Regions from separate parts of the Homo sapiens genome. Here region 1 is linked to region 2. A link is a loop called in an ENCODE intact Hi-C map of the cell type or tissue named here. Cell type or tissue: CD4-positive, alpha-beta T cell. All regions are shown on one strand. Each heading gives the region's core, and the rest is flanking DNA. Links, peaks and the distances in the headings are about the cores only.

Evidence for each region. Peaks named below come from ENCODE experiments on the same cell type or tissue, not always from the same donor. Only the 100,000 strongest peaks of a DNase experiment are listed, where the experiment ranks them.
Region 1: a loop joins it to region 2, with 8 times the contacts of the local background. A loop is called at or near these places in 3 of 110 quality-filtered maps.

The regions. Positions count from the first base shown.
Region 1 is chr10:133,256,301-133,262,918 of GRCh38, reverse strand. It overlaps ADAM8 (ADAM metallopeptidase domain 8), which reads left to right. Exons shown (of 23, transcript NM_001109.5): 23 at 1-496. Among named protein-coding and RNA genes, the nearest start is that of MIR202HG, 12 kb to the right of the region's middle. RefSeq lists enhancers at 1-595, 3,534-3,583, 4,582-4,881 and a silencer at 912-1,241. In CD4-positive, alpha-beta T cell, for the core only: a CTCF peak has its summit at 5,085; DNase peaks (open chromatin) are centred at 1,458, 3,518, 4,558, 5,088 and 3 weaker places; H3K4me3 peaks cover 2,007 bases; H3K27ac peaks cover 3,875 bases.
Region 2 is chr10:132,533,922-132,540,539 of GRCh38, reverse strand. It overlaps INPP5A (inositol polyphosphate-5-phosphatase A), which reads right to left and starts at 2,753. Exons shown (of 16, transcript NM_005539.5): 1 at 2,369-2,753. The coding sequence starts at 2,443. It overlaps LOC107984282 (a long non-coding RNA gene), which reads left to right and starts at 3,617. Exons shown (of 4, transcript NR_158224.1): 1 at 3,617-3,814. RefSeq lists an enhancer at 1,803-1,852 and a silencer at 2,633-3,732. In CD4-positive, alpha-beta T cell, for the core only: no CTCF peak of the experiment used is centred there; DNase peaks (open chromatin) are centred at 799, 2,329, 2,899, 4,141 and 1 weaker place; H3K4me3 peaks cover 2,835 bases; H3K27ac peaks cover 1,297 bases.

The DNA of each region.
Region 1 (6,618 bases), core at 928-5,927, 720 kb before region 2:
GGGATGAGCTGTGTGCTTGCGGGTGCGTGTGTGTGTACGTGTCTCCAGGTGGCCGCTGGTCTCCCGCTGTGTTCAGGAGGCCACATATACAGCCCCTCCCAGCCACACCTGCCCCTGCTCTGGGGCCTGCTGAGCCGGCTGCCCTGGGCACCCGGTTCCAGGCAGCACAGACGTGGGGCATCCCCAGAAAGACTCCATCCCAGGACCAGGTTCCCCTGCGTGCTCTTCGAGAGGGTGTCAGTGAGCAGACTGCACCCCAAGCTCCCGACTCCAGGTCCCCTGATCTTGGGGCCTGTTTCCCATGGGATTCAAGAGGGACAGCCCCAGCTTTGTGTGTGTTTAAGCTTAGGAATCGCCTTTATGGAAAGGGCTATGTGGGAGAGTCAGCTATCTTGTCTGGTTTTCTTGAGACCTCAGATGTGTGTTCAGCAGGGCTGAAAGCTTTTATTCTTTAATAATGAGAAATGTATATTTTACTAATAAATTATTGACCGAGTTCTGTAGATTCTTGTTAGATCAGCGGGGAAGGATGGAGGGCTTCAGTTCACGAGATACAAGGGTCGGCGCTTGGTAAAATGCAGACTGCGAATAGATGAGGTCAAGCCACCTTCTTTTCTCCCTGGATTTCTCAGGCCCTCCCCAGCGTAACTAAGCAGTCCCGCCCCTCCCGCGGGCAGACGATCCGATCCAGGAACCCACGCCCAAGAAGACTTCGCCGCGATGCACGGAGGAGCCCGCGCTACCCCTGCCCCGCCCCGTCTCCGGGCAATGGCCCGGCCCCGCCCCCGCCCCGTCTCCCGGCAACGGCCCCGCCCGCGCCCCGCCCATTCCGTCTCGTCTCCCGGCAACGGCCCCGCCCGCGCCCCGCCCATTCCGTCTCGTCTCCCGGCAACGGCCCCCGCCCGCGCCCCGCCCATTCCGTCTCGTCTCCTGGCAACGGCCCCGCCTCTTCCGGCCCCATGCCCTTGTCCGGGCCACTGCCCCGCACCCCCCCCGCCATGCTGGGCTCGACCCCGGCCCCGCGCGGCCTCCACGCCTGGCTGGACGCGCTCCCGCTCAGCCACCCACGCGCCGCCTGGCCCGGGACCTCAGCTATGGCGGTGGGCGCGCGTCCGCGAAGTCGTGGAGTCCGAGGGGCCCCCGCGGCAGGGGCCTGCGCCCTCGGCCCAGGAGAAGCGGCGAATGGCCCGCGGCGCCCCTCCCGGTTGCTCGCTGACCCCCCCGCCCAAGAGTCTGGGGCTGCGAACCCCGCTTCGCCTTTGCTGCATCCGACTCAGCCTTTCAGATCTGTAGGATCCGGGACTCCAGTGTCCGACTACAGGGCGGGGCTCACGGCCCACACGCGCCGCAGTACCCCGCCCGATGCGCACGTTCCCTCTGGGCACCCCCTGGGAGCGTCCCCGTGGTGCCAGGCTGGCGCGCTGGCCTCTGAGGAGGTGGCTTCTGCTCTAGGCACCTGAGCAGCAAGTCTGAGTGGGCGCCCACGGGGCGGAGGCTGTTAGACGCATCTGGTGCTGCACCGAGGAGGCCTGACGTCCCCTGTGGCCAAGCCCCCACACCCATGGGTGCTGCCTCCGGGTGGCTCCTCCGAGGCAGAGCCCTGAGCTGATAGCGCCCATTCGTCTCGCAGGCCTGCCACGCCCCCAGCTCCCTTCAGCACGAAGAATGAGAGCGTTCTGGAGGGGACAGGCCACTGCACTTGCAGAGGGTGGGTTCCTGTCTCTCAAGCCCATACCTCCCTTCCTCCCGATCTCCCCAGCCTCCGCCGCCCACCCCATTTCCTCGACAGTTGGATTCAAGGCTGGTGTCTACCTTGTAGTGGGGACCCAGCCGCCGGGCGCCAGAGCACCCAGACCCCGGAGTCCAGCAGCTACTGGAGGACAAGGAGCAGGCGCTGTCCTTTCCGCAGGAGACAGTCAGGGTGCAGGCGACCTGGCACCCTTGTTGCCGGGACACCCTGTGGCTGAAGGACTGGGAAACAGGGCCTGTGCGGAGCCTTGCAGAGAGGGCATGGCCTTCATTTTCTCCAGCCCTCCCCAAAATGCAGACATTTGCTGAGTACCTGTGGGCACCAGCTCTTATCACCTGGCGGTGCTGGCTGGCAAGTCTGCCTGGCTGCCCTCCAGCCAGAGCCGAGCCCCTTCTCCCATCCCCAAATGCACAGAAGACAGCCAGAGAGCCAGGGTCCTGGGCAGCACCTGCCCAGCCCAAGACTCCACATGAGCACTTAGATATGCAGTGCACACCTGGCTCTCTGCACACACCTGGTTCTCAACAGACACCTGGCTCTCCATGCACACCTGCTCTCAGTGCACACGCGGCTCTGCAGTGTACACCTGACTCTCTGCACACCTGACTCAGTGCACACCCGGCTCTGCAGCGCACACCTGACTCTCTCTGCACACCTGGTTCTCAGTGCACACCCGGCTCTGCAGCGCACACCTGACTCTCTCTGCACACCTGGTTCTCAGTGCACACCCGGCTCTGCAGCGCACACCTGACTCTGCACACTTGGTTCTCAGTGCACACCTGGCTCTCTCTGCAGACCTGATTCTCCGTGCACACCTGGTTCTCAGTGCACACCTGGCTCTCTCTGCAGACCTGATTCTCCGTGCACACCTGGCTCTCTCTGCACACCTGGTTCTCAGCGCACACCTGCTCTCAGTGCACACGCGGCTCTGCAGTGTACACCTGGCTCTCCGTGCACACCTGGTTCTCAGCGCATACCCAGCTCTGTGGTGTAAACCAGGCTTGACAGGCTCTGTGGACCCATGCCTGGCTCTGCAGGTGCACACCTGGCTCTTTCACCAGGGGTCTCCAGTTTTCCTGCGTGCAGGAAGCCCCTTGCCATACCTGCCTCCCCCAGCTCCAGCCATCAGGACCCTTAAGGGATGCTGGATGGGAGCCCGGACTCCACACAGACGTTCACTCCAGGCCTGCTGGGCAGTGCACGGCCACATCCGGAAGAATCCCTCTCACCCCAGGCACCTGCCTCGGGCACAGTGGCCACAGGAGAGGCCTGCTGACCGCCTCCTAAACCTTCCTATACTGGAAGCACAGACTCAGCCAGTCTCCAGCAGCAAACAACGTGACCCACTGTGGAAAAGCTGAGCTGCCTCAAAGGACGTTTCCCAGGTGAAGCCCAGGAATGACGGCCACATATGGGCAGAGCTGGGTGGCAAGGGGCAGGCCTGTGCTCAGTAGACTCAGCCGGACCAGGGCCCCCATGTGGACCCAACGCCACTCGCCGGTCATCCCAACAGTGTCTCTCGCTCAGAGACAAACTCCAAAGGCCAGGGGGTCTCTGCTGACTCTTCCAGGGCATCCATCTGACCCCATGCTGTGCAACAACTAAGCCAGGGCCCTCCGTGGAGTCGCCTTAAACTGCAGCTTGAGCTGCTTTCCCTCTGGGTGTCATGATGCAGCTGTGATTCTTGCTGCCACACGTGGATCATGGAGGCCGTGACTGGGAAGCCAGCAGCTTCACTTCCTGCCACCACTCCCTCTCTGCCAGGCTGCGGTCAATCTGAAGCCACAAAATGACGTCACTTTCCTGCTTTCTCCAGAAAACAGCTCATCCAGATCTGGGCACCCGCTCAGGAACCGCGATGTCGACATCATCTCCAAGAGCCCCTTCAACCCCGAGGCCCCTTGGGCACAGCCTGCACACCTGCCCCACACACTCTGTCCTGTGTCCCGGGCCCCTGTCTTGAGGTTCTGCCCTCCCCGGTGCCCCTGGGCCGAGGGCTTAGTCCCCTGCGGGGTCTCAGGAAGGAACTTCAGGGCCACAAACCTCAGGAGGGTTCCAAAGCCGCCTCAGGAGGCAAGGCGAAGGCAGCTGAAAGCAGCCGCTTCCTCCCTGAGCCAGAAGGCAAGGCCCCCTCCCCCTGCACGGCCAGCTGCTGCACCGCCCTGCAGGGGCACTGAGGCACAGCCCTCTCCACCCAGTGTCCCTGCAGTGCATAGGCTGAGAGGGCGGCTTCCCAAAGACTGGCCTGGTCAGGTGTGGTCAGCTACCCGGGGCCGCCTGTTCCCAGAGCCCCTCTCGAAGCCAGGCCAGGGCTGCCTCTAGGAAGGGGCCATTCCCAGGGGAGCAGCCCCTCAGTGCCACAGTGGGCTGGGGAGGGCCACGGCGGGTGCCAGCCCCCAGGGTCCGCCGCTTCCCCGCTGTCAGGGGGACTCGGTCCTGGCTCAGGAGTCCGGGTCATGCTGGGTCATGCACGTGGCAGGCTGCAAGCGGTGCTCCTGGAATCAGGAGACTCAGGTTTTCTGGAGTCACTGCAGTGACCCCTCAGAGACAGGGCTCCCACAGCACAGATTTCAGCAGGTCCTGCAGCTGGGGCTGGGCAGGAAGTGCTGGGGAAGGGCCTGGCCGAGAAGCCCGAGCCAACCCAGGCCTAGGCAGCTTCTGTCAGGAGCTGTGGCAGTGCCAGACCCTGCCCTGCCACCCCGGGTGGTGACAGCACAGGCCACCGCTCAGCTCCAGGTGCCCCCACAGGCTCATGCACACACAAACAGGGCTGCCTGCCACCTGCGAGGAACCTGCTCTCTCCAGGGACTCAGAAACAGGCGCCAGGCCAGAGACACACCACAGCCAGAAAGGCAGGTATCAGGAGCCAGCGGGTGCTTGGTGCCTGGAGGCCACACCCCAGACACCCACAGGCAGGGCCGGCTCACCCGCCGGAAGACAGGCCCAGGAGGCCCTCTGCAGGGTCCCCAGGATGACCAGGGCCCTGGTGGCATGAGGCTGGTGGAGGGTGTTGAAGCCAGGAACCCTCTCGATGGAGTATGGACCCCATCCTGGCTGGAGGAGAGGTTGTCAGGGCGGGGCTGGCCCTTGGGAGGCACCACAACCCCTGTGCAGGGTACCCCAACCGGGGAGAAGCCACCAGGCCACGCTGGAGTGGGAGCCAGGACCTCAGCGCCAGGTCCCCACCGCGTCTGCCGTGCCCACCCCTAGAGGGTGCTGAATCCTGGCCCCTCCCAGCTCTGGGTGTGTGGTGGGGAGGAGCTGCTTCTCTCCGTCCTCACCCGGCCTTGCCCTCGGCCAGCAAAGACCGCAGAGGAGAGTGAGACCCTTGGGAGCTCCCTGGGCTCAGGGGTTCTGAGTGCCTGTGCTGGGACCTTGGACGGCCAAGACACCGCTTGACTTCCACCTTCTGTCCTCTGGCGCCCGCCTGCACCTGGTCCTCTGCCTGCCCACGCGGCCAGCTAGAAAGCGCGCGCCCTCCAGTGGGAAGGAGAGCAAGGAGTAAAACGTCCCGCCAGGGAGTGGGGAGTGTCAGGAAATTAGGAGGAAGTGTCGGGGCTGCGGCTTGCCGGGATGTAGGAGCACAGGCCCTGGGGCAGAGGAGGGGCGGGGGGAGCCGTGAGAGGCCCGGAGGGAGCAGGGGAGGTGGAGAGGAGCTTTCCCCAGTGGAGCTGGCAGGAAGAGTCCCAGGTGCAAGGAGCGCATTTTAGAATTCCAGGACTCGGGAGGAAACCTGCAGGATGAGGGCTCCCCTTGGGGGCGGCCTGCATTTCTCAGCGGGAAGGTGGGTGTGGGTGCCCCTCACATCACCTGGCGTTTATTTTTGCATGTGTGAAATATAACAACAATTTCCTAGGGGAAAACACCCTAGGGTGCACAAAAGTTGTAAAAATGGGAACATATGGTCCGAAACTCACTGCTGAATAATGTGCTGTCATGAAATTTACTTCAAAAACCCCCTCACGGAGTACAATCTTGGGTAGATGAAGGAGAAAAAAAGTAAAAATGAATTTAAAAATCTCTTAAAGCTTCTGTTTTTTGTTTTTTATTTTTGAGACAGATCTGGCTCTGCTGCCCAGGCCGGAGAACAGCTCACTGCAGCTGGAGCCGTTCTCCCACCTCAGCCTCCGGCACGTGCCACCACGCCCAGCTAATTCTTTTCTTTTCCTTTTTTTTTTTTTTTTTTTTTGAGACAGGGGTCTCACTCTGTTGCCCAGACTAGAGTGTAGTGGCACAATCTCAGCTCACTGCAACCTCCACCTCCTGGGTTGAAACGATTCTCCTGCCTCAGCCTCCCAAGTAGCTGAGATTACAGGCGCCCGCCACCACGCCCGGCTAATTTTTGTATTTTAGTAGAGACGGGGTTTCACCATATTGGCCAGGCTGCTCTCAAACTCCTGACCTCAGGTGATCCGCCCGCCTCTACCTCCCAAACTGTTGGGATTACAGGCGTCAGCCACTGCGCCTTGCGTAATTCTTTTCATTTTTTGTAGCAATGGGGGTCTCACTGTGTTGCCCAGGCTGGTCTTGAACTCCTGGGCTCAAGTGATCCTCCTGCCTCTGCTTCCCACAGTGCTGGGATTACAGGTGTGAGCCACTGCGCCTGGCCAGCTTCTTTAGATCAAGCTGTAAATAACTTCAAATAGTAAATTAGTAGAGCAGACACGACTGACTAAAATTATTAGCAATGAAAGCACAAAGGAGTAAGCAGGGGAGGCCACCCTGAGCACGTCTGGACGGCTCGCGTGGGGAGTCCACGCTCAGAGCACCCCACAGGTGTGCAGGAACCGGCATGATCCACAGTGATCGCCTTTGGTGGCAAAACTTATTTCTTTTCTGCAGTACTCACAATTCTCCATCATAACAAT
Region 2 (6,618 bases), core at 705-5,704:
AGGAGACTGGGTCTGGCCCCCGGGGACTGAGCTGCACACATTAAGAAATCTTCAGACACGGACAGATAAGTTTCCACTCAGCCCTGAAATCACAATGCACCTTTCAGAATTAACCTATGTACTGTTGACCTAAACAAATGTTCCTTCTAAACATAAACATAATGCAAAATTCCACATAGCCTTTAAGAAAAATGAAAATTCAGAGAGAATAGGTTGCTAAACAAAAGTGAATTAAGTTACCCAATTTAATATCAACAGAGATAAATACGTGTATACAATTGAAACACAACAAAAATGCTAGAACTCAGAATCAAAGATTACTGGAAAGAATGTCTGCACAGTAAAACTCGTTTCCCTTTGAGACTAAAATGCCCCAGCAAGCTTAATGCTCCTGACATTTCTGAGGCTTTGAAGCCGCAGCTAACGGATCTGAATCATCTGAACAAAACCATGCTATAGTGACATGTTACTGGAAAGCCTAGAATAGAACGCCAAATATACAGACACACACCCATGCCAGGCACTTTTGTAGAAAATGATCAAACATAAACCTAGATGAAGTTGTTAATAATAAAGTGTGAGGAAAACCAGTTCCTCCCCAGCAGGTCAGTATAATACATGGGCACCTGGAAGTTAAAATAAGAAAAACAGAAAAACAGCGCCTTTTGTTAATAAAAACCAAACCTAGCCTGTGCATGAACTGAGCTTCATCAAACACTTCACCCATGCTTGCTGCCAGCAAAGACACAAGACCTCCTCCTGAAATGGAAACCACGCGTGCATCAGTGGCACACATCCGTCATAAAGCTGGTGCGGTGCCCCACTGTTCACCTAGGGAGGGAGGGAGGGAGGGAGGGAGCGTCCGTGGCTCCACGGCCTCCATCTGGGCCACTTGGAGCCTCACTCTGCTTTATTTGGGTTGGCAGCAGGAGTACCAACAGCAGGGTGGCACCGTGGCTGAAACGCCAAACTAGGTCAGACCGGCCTGCCTCTGGGGAGCTCCCAGTGCGCCCTGGGCCTCAGCTCCCTGGTCTCTCCAGAGATGGGGGCACCCTGGGATCCTGGGTGGGAATGAGGCTTGGGTGGGAGGGGCCCTAGAAGGTAAAGGCCATAGGCAGTCAGCATCCCCTTTCTGGCCCTGAAGAGCTTCTCAGCATCTTTTTCTTCAATAAACAAGAAATATAAAGTCCTACAGTGCTTTACAGACTTCCCTTATTTACGAACTAAAGAGATACTAAGTGGCAGGGTTAAATGGGGGCACCCTACCCTCTGGCCCTGCAGGGACAGACAGACAGTGAGGCCGGCACCCAGGCATCCAGGAGCTGGGGCTGACAGCCAGAGTGGAGGGCCTAGGCTCAGAGGACAGGGGCCAGGGGTGGGAGTCAAGGGTTAGGGTTTGGGAATTCTGCAGGCTCAAGGCCCAGGCTTTAAGACCAGGATTCAGGATTCAGGATTCAGGGGCAGGAGCTTGTTGGAGGAAGGGGCCAAGGATGGGATCTAGGAACCAGAGTTAGGGGCAGGGTCCAGAATTGGGTTTGGGGCCTGATTCTGGAACCAGGGTTCCAGGTTCAGGGGTCAAGGACAAGTGTTCAGGGCCATAAGCTGGGGCCTGAGGTTGAAATTCAGGGTTCAGAGTCAGGCTAGATTGGCTTTAGAGGCAAAGGGCCACAGTATGAAGGCTGGGATTCTAGGGCTAGAATTCAGTGATTGGGGAACAGGGACAGGAGGTTGGGGCCACAGCCCTGTGTCAGAAGTTCCTGGGTTAGGGTTTGTGGTTATGTTTCAGGGTTTGGGGTCCAGGGCTCAGGGACCAGAGACAGACGTTTGAGAGCAGGTTCTGTAACCAGAGTTCTGCAGTCAGGATTTGTGGTTCCAGTGACCATGGACCTGGGGTTCAGGGCCAGGGTTGGGGATGGGCATTCCAGGGCCAGGGTTCTGAGGATTCGGAAATCAGGGCTGGGGCTGGGTTTGGTGCGCACAGACCCGGTTTCTGGGGTTTGGGTTCCAGGAACTGTTAACAGGGGTTCTGACAGGGTTTTAATATTGGAGTTTCGAGGTCAGGATTTGCAGACAGGAGTTCAGAGGCAGGGTCCCAGGGTCAACGGTCAGCTGCTGGAGTCTGGAGGATGGGGTTCGGGGATTCAGGGCCCAGGTCTTCAGGTCTCGGGCTTGGGGATCAAGACAGGGGTCTGGGCTCCCAGACTTGGGAATCAGGACAGGAGTCTGGGGTCCCGGGTACAGGGATCAGAGTCTGGGGCCTCTGGGTCTGGAGGTTCACGGTCCAGGGTCCAAGGCTTGCAGTTCGGGACCCCGGGGTCAGGGTCGGGGGTTCCGGGCTTGGGGCCTGCCGCCGGCACGGGGGACTTACGTCGTCGAAGAGCGAGCCCACGTTGGCCGTGACCAGCAGCACCGCGGTGCCCGGGGCGGCCGCCTTCCCCGCCATGGTGCCCGGGCGGCGCGGGCGCTGGGCTGGGCGGCGGCGGCGGCGGCCGCTTCCTCCGGGACCGGCCGGCCGGGGTCTTCGCGGGGCCGCGGGGCGTCAGCTGCGCCGGGGGGCGGCCCCGGGGCGCATCGCGGGCTCGGCGGGTCGGCCGGGCCTGGCCGGGGCTCCGGCCTCGCGCTCGCTCGCTCGCTCGCTGCTCCGCGGCCCCGCGCCCGTCGCTCGCCGCCGCGCCTCACAGCGGCCCGCGCGCAGCCATTAGATCCGCTGGGAAAGTTCCCGCAGCCGCCGCCGACTCAGGCTGAGGGCAAGTCCCGCCCCGCGGAGCCGAGCCCGGGGCGGGGCCTGGGCGGGGCGGAGCCTGACTCGGGGTGGGGCCTGTGCGGGGTGGAGCCGGGCCTGGGGCGGAGCCTTGCTGGGGGCGGAGCCTTGAGGTGCGGAGCCTGAGTTGGGCCTAGATCTGAACAGAGTGGGGCGGGGCCTGCGGGGGGCGTGGCTTGTGCGGGACTTGGTGTCCTTGTGGAGGCGGGGCCTGCCCCGGGGCGGGGCCTCCTTTCGGGGCGGGGCCTACGCGGGGCGCTCTTGCGACCGGCGGCCTAGTACTGGTCGCTCCCGGAGGGCGCTCCTGTCAGTCAGGCCCGCAAGAACGCCGCGCCCCCGCCCCGCCCCCCGCGCCGCGGCTGCGCACAGACTCCGCCCTTCGCACTTCTATGACGTCACGGCCCTGCTCCGGCGGCGCCTCTTAAAGGGGCCCTGGGTTCCGGGCGCCGGCGGCGGGTGCGCTCTCTTGCGGCTCTGAGGGGATGTTCCAGCCCCCGCGCGGCCGCAGTCGTCCAGCCGCGTGCCGGGCGTGCGGGGGAGGGGAGCCCACCGGGGCGGCGGCAGTCGCGCCTGCAGGGGCCGGGCCACGCGCGCCCGGCTCTCCGCGCAGACGGAGCGTGGACCGTGCAGCTTCCCGGCGCGTCCACCCGGCTCCCTGGCCGCGACCTCACTCACGAGGAGCGGCTGCGGCCCAGAGAAGACGGAGGGGAGGCGGCGTGAGGCCAGGCGCATCCTGACGTCGCGGAGGGCTCCGGCCCGGGCCAGGCTGGGTCTCAGCGCGGGGCGTGCAGGGAACCCTCGCAGGGACGAAGGGGGCTCCAGGGGAGGGGGCTGGTGCGGGCCCAGGAGCGCAGAGCACGGAGGAGCAGCCGGCTCGGCGCGGGCCCCGGGGCAGCGATGCTGATCCTGGCCGCCGGAGGGGCCAGAGCATGGGCTGGACCCTGGGTCTGAGGCCGCGGGGACACAGCCGCCGTGAACCGGGACATGCCTGTAGATGGAGGAGGAGAACCACATTTGTCATCTTAAAGCTTCCAGTAGCTACATTTTTTAAAGGTAACAAGTAATAGCCAAAGTTAACAATACGTTTTACTTAACCCAATAGATAGATACATCATTCAACATGTAACCAGAATTTAACAACCTCAGTGAGATTCCTTCACAGGAAGGCTTTGCACGGGCACCTGCCTCTTGGCAGCAGCTCACAAGGCCGCTTCCAGTGCTCAGCAGCCCTGTGTGGCCAGTGGCCACCATGCGGAGCAGGCACTCCGGAGGATTTTGTGGACACAGATTTAGGGGCGGTCAGGGCCTGGCAATGGGCTCTAGCGAGGCTAGCCTCCAGCTTCTGAGTAAACCGCCAAGGCAATGCCCAATGACATCAAAAGGGGCTTGTTCTGTTCTAGGAAGACACCTGCTGCCAGGGCGGGGCGGCAGGAATGGTGCTGCAGGCTCGGGCCCCAGGCCTGTGCTGAGGCCGCATCACTGGCTTGTGTTAACACCCCCAGGGTTCCTCCTTACGGCCACCGCTGAGCAGGACTCCAGCAAAATCCATTTGATGTATAAACCAATGTCTACTTTAGTCAGTAGGTGCCTGCTACAGACTGAATTCCGCCCGCCCCACCCCACCCCACCCCGCAAATTCATGGGTTGAAGCCCTAACCTCCAATGTGACTGTATTCGGAGGTGGGCTAGCGGGGGTAATTAATGTTAAGTCGTGCAGTAGGGCTGGTGTTTAATGTTAAGTCGTGCAATAGGGCTAGTGTTTAATAGAAAGGGCTCAGTGCTGTCCCCACCCTTACATGTGCAAAAGAAGTGGCAGTGTGAGTGCACAGTGGGAAGCTTCACCCCAGCCAGCCACAAACCCTGCACCAGAAATCCAACGCTGCTGGAACTTGATCTTGGATTTCCAGCCCCCAGAACTGTGAGAAGTAAAAGTCTTGTTTCAGCCTCCCAGCCTGTGATATTTCGCTACAGCAGCTGAAGCTGACTGATGTAGTCGCTTATTTTTCTTTTTAACAAAATCAGCACATGCTAAGGGTACCCTTAGTAGAAACCAAATGTGGGGGTGTCACTGATCCCTGGAACGTGCTTTCTGAGAAGGGACATTGCCTCCTCACTTCTCCCCGCAGGCTGTGCCCTCACACCCGGCTGAGGCAGCGTCCCCCACCCCTTGTGCCCTCCCTGCTCCCCCCTCCTCCTCTCCTCGCCAGCCAGCTCCTGCCATGCCTGGACGTTGGCCTCTGCCCTTCCTCCAGGCAGCCACCTCCTCTTTCCCATGCACCCCTCACCCACCACAGGTTCAGCCCCTCACAGTTCTCCTGCCTCCTATATTCCGTGCTCATTACCAGAACCTCCAGAACCCAAGGGGGTGCGGCCTGGACCTCCCACTTCTGCATCCACGGCCCTGGGCATAGCCTGGATGTTCTCATCACCAATGACCACACCAAGGCCGAATCCAGGCACCTTGCCCTCCCCACCACCTCCTCTCCTTTGGTTTCACTTCCGTGGGACCTCATGGAAACCTACAGCCCATGCTGCTCCCATGCCTTCGTTAGCCACCGCCACACGTGCACACCCACACAGAAACACATGCACACGCATGCACTTGCACGCACACACATCTGCACATGCGCATGCACGAACATGCACACGTGCACACATGACCACGCATGTGCACACCTCTTCTTCCTGCCTTACTCTGCTTCTCTCTGAGGGTAGAATCACTTTGTGTACCCACTCCCTCCCCTCTCCCTGCCCCCCAGCACTCACCCAGCTGGCCCCCAGGACTGATTTACTTGCTTACAGTGAACCTGCGCCCAAATTAGAGAAAACTAAATTGGGGGAAAAACTAGACAACACCTTATTTCCATGCCCCTGGCATCTCCCAGGTCTCAGGCACACCCACGTTGAGCACTAGGCCTCCTGGCTCTGCGCATGTGCACTCCACCACTCCAAGAGGCCACTGCAGCCTTCCCCTTCTCTAACCACCAACTACGCTCCCTGGAGGAAACGTTTGCCCTTTGTTGAGGAAGGATTTGCAGTCTGGGATTTTCCCACTGTCACCCTAAATAACAGAGAGAGGCTCTCTAAAAGAAAATGAGATTTACTCGGGAACATTCATTGCAATAGAATATGTGTGCCATCGTAAATTGGGTGTGGGTCAAGGAAGGTAAAGGAAGACAAAGATTTTCAAAGGAAACAGGAGGATTACATCATTGTTTTGAATCAATGATCCTTGGCTACAAGGATCTCCAGGAAGGATGGTGCCAGTCTGAGGCTGGACAGGCAGCTACTGGGCAGATGTCTTCCCAGAAGTGTTTGTGTGTGTAAGTTGTGATGGTCTTTGTGCACGGCTGTGATTTTTGCAGTCTTTTGTGATTGTTCTTGCTATCAAGCATGTCTGCATAAGAACCCTCCCTTCATGCCCTTCCACAGTCTATATGTCAGGGTTTTTAATACCAGTGACTCCATTTGGATTCTGACTGTGATCACGCCACTAAGTCAACACATCCAGCATCTGGTGTCTGTCCTGCACATCCTCCATGCTGCTACATGGAATGAGGTGCCTGTCCCCGCCCAAGGCCACCCCCTCCTGGGTCACGTCGGCAGTTCACAAGCATGCTGCGGTCTCTCAGATCTCTGGAAGCCTCCAGCCTGTGCCCCTCCATTTTCCTCCCCCCTCTCTGCTCTCCTTGCTGCAAACCTTGTCCTAAAAGTCTGCCCATCTCTGCCCCGCATGCCAATGGACCACTCTTGTCCAGGCCCTCGAATTGTGCTTCTCATGCCCACACCCCATGGGGCATCCTAATTCAAGGGCCAGCCCCCCAGGCCTGATTGCAGCTGACCTTCCAATACGGTTG